Regions from separate parts of the Homo sapiens genome. Here region 1 is linked to region 2. Evidence: chromatin loops called from intact Hi-C (ENCODE). Cell type or tissue: adrenal gland. All regions are shown on one strand. Each heading gives the region's core, and the rest is flanking DNA. Links, peaks and the distances in the headings are about the cores only. Region 1 has its middle 12 kb from the start of APBA2. Region 2 overlaps APBA2 (amyloid beta precursor protein binding family A member 2).

Region 1 (2,907 bases), core at 117-2,616, 120 kb after region 2:
GGATGAGATCGTTCTCATAGGTGTGGAGGCAGCAAGAGAGAGGACATGGGAAGAACGAGCCTCACCTTGTGAGTTCCAGATGCCTTCAAGTCACAGACACATGCTTCCTCTGGCAGGAGGCGCTGGGGAAAGGGTGGAGTCTTTTGAGTTGTCTGAAGCTCATTCTAATTATTGGTCCCCCCCAACCCGACTGTTACTGAGCGACACCTTTTCAGAGGTGCTGGAGGTGTCAGTTCAACCACTGCAATAGGACCACTCAGGATCAAGTTTTCTTTTCTTTTTTTTTTTTGATGGAGTCTCCCTCTGTCACCCAGGCTGGAGTGCAGTGGCACGATCTCAGCTCACTGCAAGCTCCGCCTCCCAAGTTCACGCCATTCTCCTGCCTCAGCTTCCCGAGTAGCTGGGACTACAGGCACCCGCCACCACACCTGGCTAATTTTATGTATTTTTTTTTAGTAGAGACAGGGTTTCACCGTGTTAGCCAGGATGGTCTCGATCTCCTGACCTCGTGATCCTCCTGCTTCGGCCTCCCAAAGTGCTGGGATTACAGGTGTGAGCCACCATGCCAGGCCAGGATCAAGTTTTCAATTGAGAATCTGTCGCTATTTTAATCCTGTACATAACCACAGGGTTGTATTATGCTTGGGAATATTTTGTGCATTTAGGAGACCAAGTCAGAAATTTTATGTAAAGACACATGCAGGCCAGGCGCAGTGGCTCATACCTGTAATCCCAGCACTTTGGGAGGCCGAGGCAGGTGGATCACAAGGTCAGGAGATTGAGACCATCCTGGCTAACAGAGTGAAACCCCGTGTCTACTAAAAATAGAAAAAGAAATTAGCCGGACGTGGTGGCGGACACCTGTAGTCCCAGCTACTCAGGAGGCTGAGGCAGGAGAACGGTGTGAACCTGGGAGGTGGAGCTTGCAGCGAGCCGAGATGGTGCCACTGCACTCCAGCCTGGGCGACAGAGTGAGACTCCGTCTCAAAAAATAATAACAATAATAAAAATAAAGACACGTGCTAACTACTACTCGGCTCAGGAGAGTCCAGGTTGTGCCATATGTCATCAATTTTAAGACACTCTATGTTTTACATTTTAGCACCTGCTGAATTGTGTCCACACACACACACACACACACACACAAATCAAAGTCCTAACCCTCCAGTAGCTGTGAATGTGGCCTTGTTTGCAGAGAAGGTCTTTGTAGATGATTGAGTGAAGTTGAGGTCATGAGAGTGGGTTCTCATGCAATCTGCCTGGCATGCTTATAAAAAGGAGAAATTTGAACACACAGAGACAGTTGCACGAAGAAAAAACAGAGTGGACACATGCAGGGAGAATGCTGTCTACCAGCCAAAGAACTTCTGCAGCTACCGGAAACCAGGAGAGGGGCCTGGAGCAGAGTCTCCCCGCAGGCCTCAGAAGGAACCAACCCTGTCTGCACCTTGATCTCAGGTTTCCAGCCTCCAGGACTGTGAGATAATAAACATGTGCTGTTCAAGCCCGCAGTTCACAGTACTTTGTTCTGGCAGCCCCAGAAAACCAGACAACATCTCTGAAACGAAGGCACCAGCACCACCTGGCAGCCGACATCAGTGTTGCCTGCCCCATCCTGTGGGCACCCTCTGCCAGCTTTTCTTCCAGGCCTGTACCTCCACTCTCCTTGGATAATTACCCCTCACACGACTGCAGTGGCTCCACCCTCACCAGCAGAACGCTGGCATTTCCTGGGAGTATACAGCTCCTTTGCCCCCAGGCCTGGAATGGGAGGAGGAACATGGAAGCCTTCTTACCCTGAGGTGGGACAAGCGCTGAGCAGTCACTGACTCCGGAGCTCCCCAGGGGATCAAGCAAGGCTGGGAATCGCACCTTCCTCAGTCTCTTCTACCATCTGTCCTGCTTCTCTAGGGAGTTACTTGCACTGGGATGTTTATCTCTGGTTCTGCTTCTAGGGCACCAGACAGACCCAAGAACCTTGGTAAGGAAGTGGCCTGTGAGGCTGACTCTGAGGCTGGGATTCTAGAGACAGGTGACTCGCCAGGCAGAGGGCAGGAAGGCCTGAGTCCCAGCAGTGAGTGGAGGGCCGAGACTCCAGCACGCTCCCCTGGCTGCAGCTCTGCCAAGCTGGAAGCCAAGTGGAAGGGCATGCCCTGAATGGGGCAATATTTCTGATGATTGAAGCCAGGAGGGAGGTGAGAGAACAGCATAGGCTCAGGTTGATTGACAACCCACTGAAGGCACATGGCTGCATGTGAACTCCTACAGCTGGAGGAGGAGACCTGGCCCAGGTCATGTGAAGAGAAGCAGGACTTCAGCGATGGCCAGATACACGGCCTCAGCACTCTCCCATGCCAGTCAGGACTCTGATAGGGAAGAAGTGGAGCCTCCTTTCGGGGGGGCCCTGAAAGACAGTGGAGAAATAGAATCCTCCCATGGGCAGAGCCTCAGGCAGAGCGCCTGGTCAGTCACTTTGAATGGAGTGAGGAATGGCCCAAGATTAGCTATATTTATGGGCAATAGCAAATAGCTTGGCTGCTTAGTCAGGGTCTAAGGAATAAGGCTGGACATTTTTGACAAGGTGGCCACATGTGGACGGACCCCTGGGAGTGAGCACCACGTAAAAGGTCGTGATATTGCACATCAATGCCCACCAGAGAAGAAACATGAAACCACCAACCAGGCAGGCAAGAGGACTCATCGGGTCAATGTCTACCAATGCCTCCCCCTCAGGCAGCCCAAGGCTTGCACAAGGGGCCTGTGAAGAGTGGCCATGGTGGCAGAGAAGGAGGCTATGGATGTCCCAACAGCATGGACTTCCTCCCACCAAAGCTGAGCCAGGACTATCACTGCAGAATGTCCGATCTGTCAGCATCACAGACCGTGCTGAGCCCCTGTCAGCCACCA
Region 2 (2,907 bases), core at 110-2,609:
GCAAGGGCAAGCCAGATGCTGACCATGGGGCAGTGTCTTCAGGGCTGCAATACTGCTCCATGCACAGGGAGGGAGGATGGACCACGCTCCATCCCTGGCAAGATGAGGAGGCCTCTTTTTATCAAAGTTAGATTTCTTCTGCTCAGCTTCCTGGTATCTCACAATGGCTGGTCCCTTCTCAAAGTAGACCAGCCACTGCCCACACTGGAGAGTGAAAGGTTCGAGTGCTACCTATTATTGCCGATATACATGTGTCTACTTTCGCTGTAACTAGGAACCTAGGTAGGGGTTACACAAATCAATGACTGAGTCTGGTGAGGACCATGGTTTACAGAAACACCAGTATAATGAGGAGAGGACAGATGGGGAGTGCGTGTCTTGCTGTGTTGTCATTGGGTGGTGGGCAGGTCGGTTCCGGGCAAGGTAAGTGCCAGAAGCGTCCCCAGTGTCCATCCACTCCTTGGCTGTGACTCAAACCCCAGCTTCAAACTCCCCAAGCTCACACACACAGGATCCCAGAAAACAAAGAGCCACGGCAGTTGCCAGCTCTGCCTGCAATGTAGCATTTTCCCTCCAGTGAAACGGTCCGCTCCCCACATGGCAAAAGCAAAACCTCATTCCATGCAACGCTGCCTTGTATTTCTTACCTAAAATGAGTGGTTTGGTAATGTCCCGAAAAATCTCCTGGTGATCAAATCTTTCTGGAATAAAGCAGAAGAAAACAGAGAAAATTACTTTCACTTCAGCAATGATACAGGTGCGCACATAGAGCTCCTTCAAGTATAAAAATGTAAATATGAGGCTTTGAATCACCTGTAAAAGTGGACAGATTATAATTCTAATGAGATAATCAGAAATTACCCTAAACAAATAATTAAAATGTTTCTTTAGCCATTCATCGCATAATTATTGCCTTAAGAACAATGTGTTGGGCAAATAAAGAGATGGCTTATGTACCATTCTGAAAGGAGAGACTCTCTGCATTTTAATGAGGCTCCTCAAAGCCCTCATGAATATGTATTTTCCCACAACAAAGCTTGACCCCACGGGTTTGCAGAGCTGGTGCTTCACGACACTTTCAGACTGCGGAGGGTGTGCATATGGGGGTGGGCGGGGAGAGGACTGCGATGAAAGTGAAGAGAGGAAGGAGGACCACCTCTCCTTTCCAATGCCCAGGGTCTCAGCCCACCTTCTCCTGGGCAAGATGGTTTCATGAAAAGAATGAGAAAGAGGCCACCAGGTCTCAGACTTCCCTGAATAGAGGAAGCTCTGCACAGGAAGGCTGAAGAGGAAGCTACTGCCAGCAGGCTCGGGGGTTTCAAGGCCAGGCCCTTGGGTTGGATCAGGAATTCAGGGCAAGGGCATTAGAAGGCTACGGGCAGGAAGCTGGGGTGGAACAGGAGGAGGGGTGTTCAATTGTCTGCAACATCACATCTGAATTCTGCCTCTCCCTCCATGTTGGCTACAGACAAAGTTACAAAGGGCTTTCTGTGTTCCTTTCAAAAAGGATAGTAATACAGCCTCCTCCCGGGGGCATCAGCTGTTGAGCCGGGCCAGGCTGCGAGCCCTTCACGAATGGCTGCGCTGCTGGACAGGGCACCTGCAATCTGGTCCTGGGGTCTGCAGTCGTAGGGAAGAGCCCCATTCACTGGGGAAGGAAACAGGACACAGGCAACACAGTGGCTTCGACTTCATCACAAAGGTTTAGTCTACTCAGCGTCTTCACTTCTCTAAGAAAGCGGCCAGTTGCTCTCACTTCCTAGGTAGACACCCCTAGCAGAGGGTTATAATTACGAAATTTCCTCCACCCAAAATGGCCCAGGGAAGATACTTCTGGTCCCCATGTAAAGGAGATGACCCAACGTCTCTGAGGAGGCTAAAGATGTTTCCATGTTGAACAAGCTACCCGTTAAGGGAGCTGCAGAGCCGTAACCTGCTTGCCTCTGCTCAGGGGAAACTGGCTGTTTGCACCGTTGTTCCATTTCTTTCCCAGGCTATGGTGCTTCTGTGGCTTTTCACGGCCTGTTCTGTGAAGCAACATGGTGCTTCACAGATCCTGGCCCTTTGCAAGGAGGCCTCTTTATCACACCCAAAGTGAGCACCACACAAAAAGCATGTCAATCACACACACGCTTTCCGCAGTGGAGTCAGCATGGGCTGCTTGCTTCCTGTGTGAACGTCAGAAAATCCCTTCACACCATCTCTGTCAGTTTCATCGTGTATAAAACTGGCCAATAACTACTTCAAAGGTGGCTGGGAAGGTGAATTGCAAGGGAACCTCTAGAATGTTGCCTGGAATCACATTAGCATCAAATAGTATTCCCTTCTTCACTCCTAAGCTCGCCATCTGCGGTCCTCCAAAAATAAGTAATTTCTGGGTGAGTTCATGAACTAAAGGTTAGTCCAGCAGCAAGAATCCTCCACTGGGAGTCCAGCAATGCGGCCTCAGTTCCTCACTCTGTTACAGGTTGGCTCTGTGACCCCAAGTGGATCAGTGAGAAAGTCAGGCCTGCCAGCCCCTGTCCTCTCCAGGCACCCTAAACTCCGGCTCTGGGCAGCTGTCACTTGACCAAGCCCTGCAGTCCAGCTTTTCCCACTTGCTCCTGGCCCAGAAGCGCCTCAGGAAACCCGGAGCCTGTCTCAGGACTGTTTCCCAGCCCTAGGAGACCTGCCCATCGCCCACCGCCTCCTTCCCAGAGTCTGCGAGTCTCCAGAAAGCCCAGAGCTCATCCATGTGCATCCCCCAGAAGCCCCACAGGCTTCACACTGACTTCCGACAAAGGCACAGAATCATCACACCGCCCAGGAGCAATAGCAGCACTGCACCTTATGTAAGGCCTTTCCATAAGAGGAAGCAGGCCCATGTCTTCACTCCATTTAGAACGGGTTTTGAGTGTCTATTTATAG

What was found. A loop is a pair of places that touch in the nucleus more often than their neighbours do. Peaks named below come from ENCODE experiments on the same cell type or tissue, not always from the same donor. Only the 100,000 strongest peaks of a DNase experiment are listed, where the experiment ranks them.
Region 1: a loop joins it to region 2, with 2.0 times the contacts of the local background. A loop is called at or near these places in 3 of 110 quality-filtered maps.

The regions. Positions count from the first base shown.
Region 1 is chr15:28,872,599-28,875,505 of GRCh38, reverse strand. No RefSeq gene overlaps it. Among named protein-coding and RNA genes, the nearest start is that of APBA2, 12 kb to the left of the region's middle. RefSeq lists an enhancer at 1-289. In adrenal gland, for the core only: a CTCF peak has its summit at 1,574; DNase peaks (open chromatin) are centred at 1,400 and 1,665.
Region 2 is chr15:28,993,547-28,996,453 of GRCh38, reverse strand. It overlaps APBA2 (amyloid beta precursor protein binding family A member 2), which reads right to left. Exons shown (of 15, transcript NM_001353788.2): 3 at 648-701. Among named protein-coding and RNA genes, the nearest start is that of APBA2, 110 kb to the right of the region's middle. In adrenal gland, for the core only: no CTCF peak of the experiment used is centred there; no DNase peak of the experiment used is centred there; H3K27ac peaks cover 278 bases.